Linked DNA regions of Homo sapiens: region 2 is linked to region 1. Evidence: read pairs that join two places in POLR2A ChIA-PET (ENCODE). Cell type or tissue: Panc1. All regions are shown on one strand. Links, peaks and the distances in the headings refer to the core of each region. The heading gives the core; the rest is flanking DNA.

Region 1 (6,976 bases), core at 1,925-5,924:
ACTAGAGAAGCAAGAGCAAACACATTCAAAAGCTAGCAGAAGGCAAGAAATAACTAAGATTAGAGCAGAACTGAAGGAGAGAGTCACAAAAAACCCTTCGAAAAACCAATGTATCCAGGAGCTGGTTTTTTGAAAAGACCAACAAATTGATAGACCGATAGCAAGACTAATAAAGAAGAAAAGAGAGAAGAATCAAATAGATACAATAAAAAATGATAAAGGGGTTATAACCACCGATCCCACAGAAATACAAACTACCATCAGAGAATACTGTAAACACCTCTATGCAAATAAACTAGAAAATCTAGAAGAAATGGACAAATTCCTGGACACATACACCCTCCCAAGACTAAATCAGGAAGAAGTTGAATCTCTGAATAGACCAAAAACAGGTTCTGAAATTGAAGCAATAATAGCCTACCAACCAAAAAAAGACCAGGACCAGACGGATTCACAGCCAAATTCCACCAGAAGTACAAACAGGAGCTGGTACCATTCCTTCTGAAATTATTTCAATCAATAGAAAAAGAGAGAATCTTCCCTAACTCTTTTTATGAGGCTAGCATCATCCTGATACAAAAGCCTGATAGAGACAAAACTAAAAAAGAGAATTTTAGGCCAATATCCCTGATGAACATCAATGTGAAAATCCTTAATAAAATACTGGAAAACTGAATCCAGCAGCACATCAAAAAGCTTATCCACCACAATCAAGTTGGCTTCATCCCTGGGATGCAAGGCTGGTTCAACATATGCAAATCAATAAACATAATCCATCACATAAACAGAACCAATGACAAAAACCACATGATTATCTCAATAGATGTAGAAAAGACCTTTGACAAAATTCAACAGCCCTTCATGCTAAAAACTCTCAATAAACTAGGTATTGATGGAACATATCTCAAAATAATAAGAGCTATTTATGACAAACCCACAGCCAATATCCTACTGAATGGGCAAAAACTAGAAGCATTCCCTTTGAAAACTGGCACAAGACAAGGATGCCCTCTCTCAATACTCCTATTCAACATAGTTTTGGAAGTTCTTCTGGCTAGGCAATCAGGCAAGAGAAAGACATAAAGGGTATTCAATTAGGAAAAGAGGAAGTCAAATTGTCTCTTTGCAGATGACACGACTGTATATTTAGAAAAACCCATTGTCTCAGCCCAAAATCTCCTTAAGCTGATAAGCAACTTCAGCAAAGTCTCAGGATACAAAATCAATGTGCAAAAATCACAAGCATTCCTATACACCAATAATAGACAAACAGAGAGCCAAATCATGAGTGAACTCCCATTCACAATTGCTTCAAAGAGAATAAAATACCTAGGAATCCAACTTACAAGGGATGTGAAGGACCTCTTCAAGGAGAACTACAAACTACTGCTCAACACAATAAAAGAGGACACAAACAAATGGAAGAACATTCCATGCTCATGGATAGGAAGAATCAGTATCATGAAAATGGCCATACAACCCAAGGTAATTTATAGATTCAATGCTATCCCCATCAAGCTACCACTGACTTTCTTCACAGAATTGGAAAAAACTACTTTAAAGTTCATATGGAACCAAAAAAAAGCCCACATAGCCAAGGCAGTCTTAAGCAAAAAGAACAAAGCTGGAGGCATCATGGAGACTTCAAACTATACTACAAGGCTACAGTAACCAAAACAGCATGGTACTGGTACCAAAACAGATATATAGACCAATGGAACAGAATAGAGACCTCAGAAATAACACAACACATCTACAACCATCTGATCTTTGACAAATCTGAGAAAAACAAGCAATGGGGAAAGAGTTCTCTATTTAATAAATTGTGCTGAAAAAACTGGCTAGCCAAGTGTAGAAAGCTGAAACTGGATCCCTTCCTTACACCATATACAAAAATTAACTCAAGATGCATTAAAGACTTAAATGTAAGACCTAACACCATAAAAACCCTAGAAGAAAACCTAAGCAATACCATTCAGGACATAGGCATGGGCAAAGACTTCATGATTAAAACACCAAAAGCAATGGCAACAAAAGCCAAAATAGACACATGAGATCTAATTAAACTAAAGAGCTTCTGCTCAGCAAAAGAAACTATCATCAGAGTGAACAGGCAACCTGTAGAATGGGAGAGAATCTTTGCAATCTACTCATCTGACAAAGGGCTAATATCCAGAATCTACAAAGAACTTAAACAAATTTACAAGAAAAAAACAAACAACCATATCAAAAAGTGGGCAAAGGATATGAACAGACACTTCTCAAAAGAAGACATTTATGCAGCCAACAAACATATGAAAAAAAGCTCATCATCACTGGTCATCAGAGAAATGCAAATCAAAACCACAATGAGATACCATCTCATGCCCATTAGAATGGAGATCATTAAGAAGTCAGGAAACAACAGATGCTGGAGAGGATGTGGAGAAACAGGAATGCTTTTACACTGTTGGCGGGAGTGTAAATTAGTTCAACTGTTGTGGAAGACAGTGTGGTGATTCCTCAAGGATCTAGAACTAGAAATACATACCATTTGACCCAGCAATCCCATTACTGGGTATATACCCAAAGGATTATAAGTCATGCTACTATAAAGACACATGCACACGTATGTTTATTATGGCACCTCCGTCGCCGAGGCCGGAGTCTAATGGCATGATCTCAGCTCACTGCAACCTCAGCCTTCAGGGTCTGGGCAATTCTCCTGCCTCAGCCTCCCAAGTAGCTGGGATTACAGGTGTGTGCTACCATGCCCAACTAATTTTTTTGCATTTTTAGTAAAGACAGGGTTTCACCATGTTGGCCAGGCTGGTCTTGAACTCCTGACCTCAGGTGATCCACCTGCCTTGGCCTCCCAAAGTGCTGGGATTACAGGTGTGAGCCACTGCACCCAACCTGAATATACACATCTTAAAAGCAAAAAGAATTGCATAATCTTCTTAAACTGCATTCAGTAGTCTTTTTGTTAGTGGTTCTATGGTAATGTTATTCGGAAATCATTATATGCACATTGTAGGATACAATTAATACAGAATGATATTAAGATCTCTAGGAGTCAAGATTCATTAAAAGTGGGTCAACCAGATCATGTGTGCCTCCAGATGTGATGCACTAGGAAAAACACAACACCTCTATGCAATATTATTGTCCACACAAAATGTTGGTAGGGGGGAACCTGAATGAAATCAAGCATCTAGATTTAACTACCAGCTTGCATGAAATACGGGAAACAGAGTAAGTAAAATGACACTAGAGGAAGCATTGAGAACCTGGGACATTTTACAAGACAAATTACCCGTTTCCTTCAATAAATAAGTCGCATGCAGAAAAAATAAGACAAGGAGAATTCTTGTCCATTACAAGAGATGTTAGATAAATAACAACCAAGTGCAATATGTAGACTCTGTATGAATTCTGATTTGAACACAGCCACATGTAAAAAGACATTTTTGAGACAATCTGGGAAACTAAAATATAGAATATGAATCTGAATATAATCAGGACTAGATGACATTCAGGAATTATTGTTATTTATTCATAAGACAGTGGCACTGTGTTTCTATTCTCTAAAAATATAATCTCCTATTAGAGATGCACACTACAGTATAATATAATTTCTGGGATTTGCTTTCTAATACTCCAGCAAAAATGGAGGAAGAGAGAATAAATTAACAAGATTGGCAAAATGCTGATTATTGTTCAAGTTAGATGATGAGTGATCATTATGGTATTCCTTCTACTTCTGTGTTATATTAAAATGTTTCCATAATAAAAAGATTTTTTAAATTTTATATATGCTTTCTCTTGTAGTTAGAAGGCCCATCTGGAGATTTCATTTCCTAAGAAATGAGAACCAAGTCTGTGAAGTTCATTTCCTCCTTACAATGGTTGATTCTTTCATCTTGGAATGCTTGAAACAATGAAATTGTCTTTCCTTCTACTATTATGAGAGCAGTTCCTACTTTTTCTTTACTATTTGGCTTACTCACAGTTTCCTGTATTCACTCGTCTTTAAGTAGAGACATATTTATCCTTTATAAATAGGCAATGATAAAAGAAAAACTTCAGCCGAATTAAATGTAAAGGAATTTAATTGAGCAATGAATAATTTGTGAATTGGGCAGCCCCCAGAATCACAGCAGATTCAGAGAGACTCCAGTGCAGCCACATGGTGGAAGAAGATTAATAGACACAAAAAGGGAAATGATGTGCAGAAATTGGAAGTGAGGTACACAACAGCTGGACTGGTTACAGATTGGTGTTTGCCTTATTTGAACACAGTTTGAACACTCAGCAGTGTATGAATGGTTGAAGTATGGCTGCTGGGATTGGCCAAGACTCAGCTATTGATACACGTGCATACTCCTAGTTAGGTTTTCAATCTTGTCTATCTATTAAGCTAGGTTGCAGTTCGTCCACAAAGACTCAAATATAGAAACAGGGAATCCTTCTCAGGCCACATTTAGTTCACTTTAACAACTTCCCCCTTTTGGTCATTTTCTCAATTTTGAGAGATTGACCAAAACTTTAATTATCAATGTCACTATCACCATTGTAAAAGTACTTATTTGGTCTTGAAACATACTGGGAAACAGTAGAACATTGAGTTTTGCAAAGGTAAAAACAAGTATGAGTAGAGGGACCCTTTATGGGTACCTCTTTATGCTGGAATGTCCTATTTACAGGAGAAAAACAAAACCTGGTCTGTTCTAGGATCTATGTGTTTCCGTAAAGTCTTAGTTTGATTATGTCACATTTAGCATAAGTGACCCCATTTTAGTTTGGTTTGGCCTGTTGGGGCCTAGTGAATGAGCTTAGTCCAAAACAGTGGCCTCCCACAACTTTGTTTAAAAAAGATTCCCCCCTTTTTGGTCAGGTTCTCACTTAGGTGAAAGTGTGACCAAAACTTAGGGCCTTAGTGCCACTCTCAGTTACCATCATTTTGGGTTTCCAGTCTCACCACGTCATTCATAGGTTATAGTAATCTCATGGTCGCACATTTCTTTCAGCTCGTCTTTCCATTTGAAGAGAGACCATTTGACATTCTAGAGGTGGCTGCATGCAAGATTTAAAACCTTCGAGAGAATACAGTGCACCAGGGAGACTATTATTATGACTCTCAGGAGGATAATACCAAGAGTTTAGAGTATGCTCCTTACCCAGGGTACCCATAAACCGAACCACCTAAAATTAAATAGATTAAAGAATGAGCTGGATAAAGAGTCTACTTGCTTTAAGTGGTCTTTTCATTAATCATCTACAACTGAATTTTTATAATCTACGTTTGATGTATTTCTCCATAGGCCACAAGTGTCAGAAGCTGCACAGGTACTTTTCTGTTTAGCCAATTATATTATTTAGCATAACTTTCACAAGAGAATTTAAAGTCTGTTGTGTAACAATAGGCTTTACATTAGAATCTGCTATACAGCCTATCATGAGGGATACATTTCTAATTATTGCCTCTTTTATTCTAAACCATGGAAAAAGGACCTAACAAATGATGTCCTTCTAGAAGAGTGAAGGCCTCCTGGCAATGTTCTATTTAACCCATGATGTGGGCTAAGAGGAGTTTTGACTGATTATGAGGCGACATATATACCATTAAAGTTTCTCACCTATGTTGGGCCTTCATCTTTTATCCATCAAAGTATAAAGTTATTCATGTATAAGGCTGGTGCAAAATCCTTCACGAATAAAAGTATACCCTATAAGTGCACATAATAGACCCCCTCATCATTTCTATTGGCTACAGAGGCATAAATAAGGAAAAAATATTCAAAGATAAGAGTCTCACAATAGTAGATGTCTTGATCTGTGATCTCGGGAAAAGCTGTTTACATCAAGGATGCCATCTTATTCTGGGGAGAAACTTTCCTGGTTAGTTTTACCTTAAGGGTTCCAATGGGTGTACAGTTCCAATAGTGTGGAGGGACCCTTCTCAGTTGTGAGATTATGAACTTAAAGTTCAAGGTTCCAAAGTTTTGTTGCAGTGTGGATGGCAAGCACAGTCTTTCTCTGATGTTCTCAAAAGATCCAGTCTTTAGGTTCTAGACTGTGAAGCAGTTGATTATCCTCGGTGAACCATAAAAACTTTCTTTACCTGGTGAAAATATACTGTGGCGTAATAATTACTGTAGCATAAAACATGCATTAAAAATGACAGTTGAATGAACTCCCTTTATAAATGTTTAAATGACCCATCGGATAGCCAAACGTACCTGATAGCCAAGCGTACATGAAGGTTTGATTGTCTTCCCAGGAATATGGAACCAAACATTGGTTTTAAACTATTTTTGAAATGTATAAGTCATTATATCAATATATTCAATTTGGATGATTTTATCTTTTCCATGATGAGTCATGGAATGCAGAGCCTTTAATAACAAAAGCTTTAAGGGCTCAGGAAGGACAAGATAGCCTTCCTGGTCTTCCATGAGTCTATGCTTAATATTGGACTTATGTCCTGTTGAATACCAGTTGTTTCTCCAATTTAAATTCATAGCACTGATAACTAATGGTTATCACAGGTAATGAGACTTAGACTATGGAATTCAAATTGTATATCTAATCAATTTCACTATCGGCTGGTTTAACATGAAAATCTTGGCAAAGTATTTTCTTGGTATTTAATTAATTTTTTGTTTTACTTGGGTTAGCAGTTCTATACAAGGAAGTTTGGTTATTTCTGTGATATACAATAACTTAACATAATAACTATAATTATGGTTGACAGTATATACTCAGACATATTAGAATTTTATAAGTCCTATACATTTTTTTTTGTTTGTTTTTGAGATGGAGTCTTGCTCTGTCACCCAGGCTGGAGTGCAGAGGCACGATCTTGCCTCACTGCAACCTCCGCCTCCTGGGTTCAAGTGATTCTTCCACCTCAGCCTCCCAAGTAGCTGGGCTTACAGGCACCCGCCACCATGCCTATCTAACTTTTTGTACCTTTAGTAGGGACGGGGTTTCA
Region 2 (6,976 bases), core at 1,991-5,990, 210 kb before region 1:
CTTAGGGGAGAGCAGCCAGGCTTTGTGACCTGGCTCAATCACCTTCTCAGATGTACTTCACCTGCAGGACAGTTCAAGTAGCCTTGGGCACACCCAGTTCTCTCCCTTTTGTAGATTGTCATTCTCAAGAATAACTATAGAATGTGCTGGGGATGTAACATCCTGAGACTGAGGATAGGGGGTACTGACTGGAACAGCCAGGCTCTGTTCCAGTTCCCCCTAGAAACAGGACATCTTTCCGTGCTTCAGCCCAGTGGGTCAAGTGAACCCAAGGTTATAAAACCCAAGATGGTCCACCTTCCAGATACCCTCAGCTGCGGTGCAAGTGGAACATTTACAGTTGAGATTTCATCCACCTTGAGCAGCTTTCCTGAGCCTTGGGAAACAGGCCCTCCAGGAATCCTCGGCTTCTGTTGTCACTTGCTGCCTATCTGTAAGTAATCTGCTTCATGAAGCTTTTTGCATATGAATGTGTCCTGTCTCACCAGACTCAGACAAGTTGGTAATCAGTGCACAGTGGACCTGCTTCACATCACCTACACTTGTAGGACAGAAATGCAGTTCTAAAGCACTGGCCTGCTTTCGCTTACCTTATCCCTCTCAGAGGTGCATTGCAGAGACATTTTGTCATTGTTCAGGGCTTTGCTTTAATTTTTCTCATTTCCCACCCCCTTTTCTTTCTAATCATTACTAACTCCCACTTCACGTCGGTCATGAGGGTCAAAAGTGACAGTGTTAACCACAGGGCCTAGTGCACTGCTGAGTGCTTTGAACTGGCCCCAGAGCAACCAGCTTTTCCTCTGATTTGTAGCTATATTTGTTTTCCTTGGCATTTTAGTGTCGAGTAGGATGAGGTCACAGTACTACTAACTGACCTTCGAGGTGAGGTGGTTGCAAGGAAAAGCCGGCCTTTCTGGGGATAGATAAGGTGACCATTCAAAATTCACCTGTGGACTTTTGGGAAACCTGGCACAGAATGATGAGCCAGACACCAATGTGTTTTACGGCTCATCAAAATCAACATAAGTGGAATATGTTAGGTTGGACCACAGCCTTATGAATTCAGGGTGAGTTGAGGAGTATTCAGATTGGTCCAGATGATGGTCCCCACATCTTCTCAATCAGGATACTCATCTGACCCACAGTCTGACCAGAACAATTCAGATGGTAAAGCTAAATCTTTCTACTCCTTTGTATCAGCGTTCTAAAATAATTGACTCTTCCTTCTTCCTCTTTCTCCCTCTAAACCTTTGATACAGAGTGATGCATTTCTTGCATATTTGTTTAACATCCCCCTTAGCTTCTGGGCTGCAAGACAATAGCCATGCACAGTTTACAGAAGGAATTCCCTCAGCCTTCATAACAAAAAACAAAAAACCAAAGCAAACAAACAAACAAACAAAATCCTCTGCCCTATTTTCTGTTTGCACTGGAGCCTTTTCTTTTCTCATTCTCCTACTTTCTGCTTTAGAGCCACTAAGAAACCCAGTCTCCATCTGTGCCTGCTTTATAGCCAGGGCAGTTCTCACTTCTCACTAAGCCATGTGTTGCCCATATGTCTGTGTGCTATGAACGCAAGAATCTCTGTGAACTATCACTGTTTAAGTTGCAGAGAGTCAGTTGGTCAGCGCTTCTAGTGTTCTGGGTCCCTTGACCCAGCTCACTAATAGAACCAGATGATGCTGACCAGAAAGACATCTGGTTCCCCTAGTTCTAAACAAGTATATTATTAAACAAAAATAATTTTGCTGTGAACTTTTTGGCTTAGTTTTGTCACGGTTTACCACATCTTTTTCCCTGCTGCCTCCTCCTTTTTATTGCAGCACAATTAGCTAACCATACAAACCAAACAACATAGAAGCTGAACTTCTAGATTAAATAAAGCGTAGGGCATCTTGAGAGTTGGTGTGATGCTGTAGTAAACAAAAGCCTTCAGTGTGTACAATAGAAGAGAACACGATTGTTAATAACCTTGTAATTTCTGAGGATTTTCAAAAAAATTTCTTAGTTTTCTTCCTTCTTCATATTTTGCTAACTCCAAGTTTTTCCTGTTAATTTGTGTTGATCAATATCTTCCACTTTAGAGACTTTCCTCTTATGTCTGGTAATCCTTTTGTTCACGATTAAGAGTGGAGGACTAAAAACTAATCGGAAGGTCAGAGTACACGCATCTCTATTGTAAGCTTCAATGAAGGATGATCTACGTGTGTTATTTGTTGGGAACCACCCCTGTCAGTCATTTTAGGTCTTTCATCTTGGGCTAGTCAGGGTTCCCAGAGAAGAGGCTACCAATCTCCCACCTGGAGAAGAAGATCTGGCAGCCAAGTTCTTGATGCTCAGTTGGAAAAAGTGCTTGAATATCTCTGCACTCAGCATTGAGTCACTTAGTTAGCCTAGCAACCCTCTGTTTTAGTATCTCTAGAGTAGTGGGTAATTCAAGAACAATTTTGGCCCTCACCTCCACCAGAGAACATGTGGTAAGGTCTGGAGGGATGGGATCTTATGTGCTACTGACATATAGTGAGTAGAGGGCAGGCATGCTGTTAAACATCTACAGTGCCCGGGACACACACACACACACACACACACACACACACACACACCCCACTACAGAGAGTTATCTTGTCCAAAATATGAATAGTGTCAGGGATGAAGAACCAGAATTTAGGAAATAAATCTCCAGGCTTCTGTTTGGGGTGGGGAGAGACAGTTGCCCAGATTTATGGAGTAGGGGCTGGAATCTAGAGATCTATCTACTTCTTAAGAATCTCTAACTCAGTCTCCCTTATTTTCATCCCCACTCTTAACCCAGTTCCAAAGGTACACGGTGCTCCCAAGCTTGAAGATTGTGGTGTAAATCAGATTTTTTTTTCCAGCTTTCTCTACTGTTGGCTTAGGATTCAAAGCAGTCTCTGGTCTGCTAAATTAGTCCATCTATTTTCAAGCTTCCAAATTTTTGTTGCTCTTATCTCCTCTCCTGTTTTCCTTATCCATATGGGCCCTCACTCTTCATCTCTAGTTCTGGTAGCGTTTCAAGAGGAACAAAATTATATGTGTATATTCAGTCTACTATTATTAATCCAGAACCTGAGATCTCTAGTTCTTTACATGGAGATATGTCCATAGTATATTAAAAAGTAGGTTACAATGTATTTTGGAAAGTATGATTCTATTATTTTAAAAAACAAGGCAAAACACAAACTTTCTGTAACTATTTCTAATCTTTTTGTGCATAGAAAAAAATCTAGAAGAATAAAATACCAGCGATGGTTATGTCCAGGTGGTGACAGGACAATGGATATTTACTTTCTCCCTTAAGCTTTTATATGTAGTCCAAATTTTTCATAATGAGTACTTACTTCATTTATATACAGAGGTCCCAGAAAAATTATAAAACACTTGAAAATAACACAAAAGATGATGGTATGTCCTTGGAGTGTCAAACTGGAACACTGTTTAACAGGCCTACCTGGAGAATTCTATAGGAAATCATGCCTTTGTTTGACATACCATTTACTGTCCACTAAGGCCCTAGCTCAATGAAGTTATATGTTGTTATATTTTTGTCCAGGAAAGATGCAAATTATTTGTATCTGGTATAAACTGTAACCCCAAGGTTATGGATTTAATAACTTGTAAAACACTTTTAGATCTAACCTAACACTCTTAATGCAACATTCTTTCATCAGTTCCTACAAATACTAAGTTCATTCAAATGCTCTACGCACTGGCTTTGTCATTTTGTTGGTTCTCTCATTAGTGAATTAAAGAAATCTTTGACACATGTTTATATTTGTATGAGAATTATGTTTTTAACTTTTGGAAAATTCTACTTTGACACCAGTGGAATCATAAGCTATTTCCAATTTGAGGATAGAAGAAAAAAATCCAATGAATACCTCAACCATGGCAAAGAGAACATATTCTGAGTCCAGCCCTGATCGCTGTCCTGCCTTGTCCCTTGGCAGTGCTTAAATTGGATGTGTTTGAGCCCTGACTCCTGCACATACCTTTGGACAGCCAGCAATGCTGAGAGATGTGAGGTTAATGCAGTAAATGGCCAGTGCTTTGATAATCATATCTGACAGCTGGGAGCAATAAGAGACATCCAAATGTTCCAAGATCAGTGAGCTTTTGCAGAATGCCTGCAAAAAATTCCAAGGTCAAATTTTTTCTTTTCTTTAGTCATCTAGAACTGTCTTACTTATAGTAGCTTATTAAATGTACATTTCAGTCCCTGAAATACAGATGTTAGATCTTGATGCCCCCAAAAAATAATTTAAAAAACCCATGTTACATCCAACATCTGTTTATAGCAAAAGATATTCACAAAGCAGCTTAACAGCTTAGTGATATTCAAATGCCTGCTAACAAAATTTGGTTTTCTTGAAGTTAGGTCTAATGAAGTTTGACTCATATGGTCAGTAATGAGTAGAAGAAAAGAAATCTGAGGGTAAGATTATATGGCAGACACTCCAAGATTGACAGTGGAATGTAATGGAAAGAACAGATTCTTTGGAATCAGACAGACCCGAGTTTTGCTTTCGTTTCCACCATTTATTACCTCTTAAATCTTAGCAAGTTACTATCTTTCTGAGCCTGTTTCCTTTTTTTTTTTTTTTTTGAGAGTCTTCCTCTGTTGCCCAGGCTTGGAGTGCAATGGTGCAATCTGAGCTCACTGCAACCTCTGTCTGCCAGGTTCAAGTGATCTTGTGCCTCTTGTGCCTATTGGGACTACAGGCGTGCACCACCACGCCCGGCTAATTCTTTTTTTTTTTTTTTAGTAGAGATGGGGTTTCTCTAGGTTGCCCAGGCTGGTCTTGAACTCCTGACCTCAAGTGATCCACCCTCCCAAAGTGCTGGGATTATAGGCATGAGCCACTGTGCCCAGCTCCTCTTTTTTAACTTAGGGAAAATAACATCTACTCTCTAGCATTGTTTTGAAATGCTGAAATGTTCACCTGAAATATCTAGGACTAGAAAAAGGCCTGGAAATCATTCCCTTTATATCAATACTTCTTAATTTTCATTCCTACTTTTCAGTTAAAAAATAACTCAGTGATAAGAATCCATGAGGAAATAACACTTAAAAGTTTACAACTCAGCAGTTATACAAGAACAAAACAATCCACAAAAGTAAACCTAACCGTAATTGTAAAAATATATTTAAAAAGCAATAGGAGTAGAAATTGGAAACCATGATGAAGGAAGGAAGGAAGGAAGGAAGGAAGGAAGGAAGGAAGGAAGGAAGGAAAGAAAAGAAAGAAAGAAAGAAAGAAAGAAAGAAAGAAAGAAAGAAAGAAAGAAAGAAAAGAGAAGACAAGAGAAAAGAAAAAGGAGGAAATTTCCTCCCCCAAAATGTGAGAATTATTATAATTATCTACATGTGCTCAATCATTCTAAGAATTCTGCCTCATTATGAAGCAGCTCCTCTTAGAATACAAAGTTAGAGACCTCAGTAAATGGTAGTTTACCATTAATTTTAGTTGTAAGTACTAGATTTTAGTAACCCTAATGGGTTACTAAAGATACTTCTTATTTATATATAAATTATATATATATATATTATATGCGATTATATATATATTATATATATGTGTGATTATATATATTATATATATGTGATTATATATATATATATATATGTGATGTGGCTCTTAGCACAAAATAGATTCTCTAGCTATCTCTAAGATTTTATATACTGTGTTAGTTGAGAGGCAGTATGCACACTGGCTAGTGCTTGGCACATAGTAAGCACCCCATAAAAGTTAACTAGTGCTTACTTCAGCAGCACAGATACTAAAATTGGAAAAATACAGGGATTAGCCTGGCCCCTGAACAAGGATGACACAGATTTGTGAAACATTCAATTGTTTTTTCAGTTAGGAGGAGAAAGTTCAAGAGATCTATTGTATATGATGACTATAGTTAGTAACGATGTATTGTATACTTGAAATTTGCTAATGGATTTTAAATGTTCTCACCATAAAAAGTATCATAAGTATGTAAGGTGATGAATGTTAATTAGCTTGATTTAACCATTCCACAATGTGTGTGTGTGTGTGTGTGTGTGTGTGTGTGTGTGTGTATCAAAACAGCATGTTGTACTTCATAAATATATACAATTTTTATTTGTCAGTTAAAAATTTTAAGCCATTAAAAAGAATAAATGTTAACTACTATCAGGATTTGCACATGACACCAATAATAATAAAGATGCACAAATGTATTGTACTTTGAGAAAAACTGAAAGATATTGGTTATTTAACCCTAAGTCATCATCTTTTCCTGACCACAACAGCCAACAGTGATTCATTCTTTGATCTCATGCAGAACTTGTCTTTTTCAACTGATTCAGCACTTAGGGTATTTGACTCATTCCTGTACTGCATGAAAGTCTGTCTTGTCTGGCAACTACGTGATGGCAAAAATTAGAAGGGGCAGCTTGTCAGGAGATAGCTTGGGACCTGTCACTGGAGATAATCAAGCATAGTGGGGCACACCCAAGGAGGTACAGAAAGGAATCTACCTTTGAATTATTGGAATCAGTGGCCTGGAATCTCAGTTTGGAGATTCAATAAAAATGCAATAAGCCCCTTGTACTGCCTGGAAATCTGCTAGCTTTCATATCCCTTTCCCAAACATCATATTAGAACACAGTAAGTGCTCAGTACATACTAGTTGGTTCACTGATCCTTTATGTCTTCAAGAAAATTAAGAAGTCTCTTTTAATAATACAAGAATTTTTATGTTGCAAGAAGTAAGGTGACATTGTTTTTTTTTTTTTTTTTTTTTTTTGAGACGGAGTCTCGCTCTGTCGCCCAGGCTGGAGTGCAGTGGCGCAATCTCGGCTCACTGCAAGCTCCGCCTCCCGGGTTCACGCCATTCTCCTGCCTCAGCCTCCCAAGTAGCTGGGACTACAGGCGCCCGCCACTACGCCCGGCTAATTTTTTGTATTTTTAGTAGAGACGGGGTT

The links. ChIA-PET counts read pairs that join two places held together with the same protein. Peaks named below come from ENCODE experiments on the same cell type or tissue, not always from the same donor. Only the 100,000 strongest peaks of a DNase experiment are listed, where the experiment ranks them.
Region 2: POLR2A ChIA-PET joins it to region 1 with 6 read pairs; 3 of 35 experiments call an interaction of 5 or more read pairs at or near these places.

What each region holds. Positions count from the first base shown.
Region 1 is chr7:103,040,918-103,047,893 of GRCh38, forward strand. All of the region lies in intron 3 of FBXL13 (F-box and leucine rich repeat protein 13), which reads right to left. Among named protein-coding and RNA genes, the nearest start is that of FBXL13, 30 kb to the right of the region's middle. In Panc1, for the core only: no CTCF peak of the experiment used is centred there; no DNase peak of the experiment used is centred there.
Region 2 is chr7:102,828,830-102,835,805 of GRCh38, forward strand. FBXL13 (F-box and leucine rich repeat protein 13) reads right to left here. Exons shown (of 21, transcript NM_001394494.2): 19 at 4,011-4,145. It also overlaps a transcript of FAM185A not described here and the pseudogene RNU6-1136P. Among named protein-coding and RNA genes, the nearest start is that of LRRC17, 81 kb to the right of the region's middle. In Panc1, for the core only: no CTCF peak of the experiment used is centred there; no DNase peak of the experiment used is centred there; H3K27ac peaks cover 300 bases.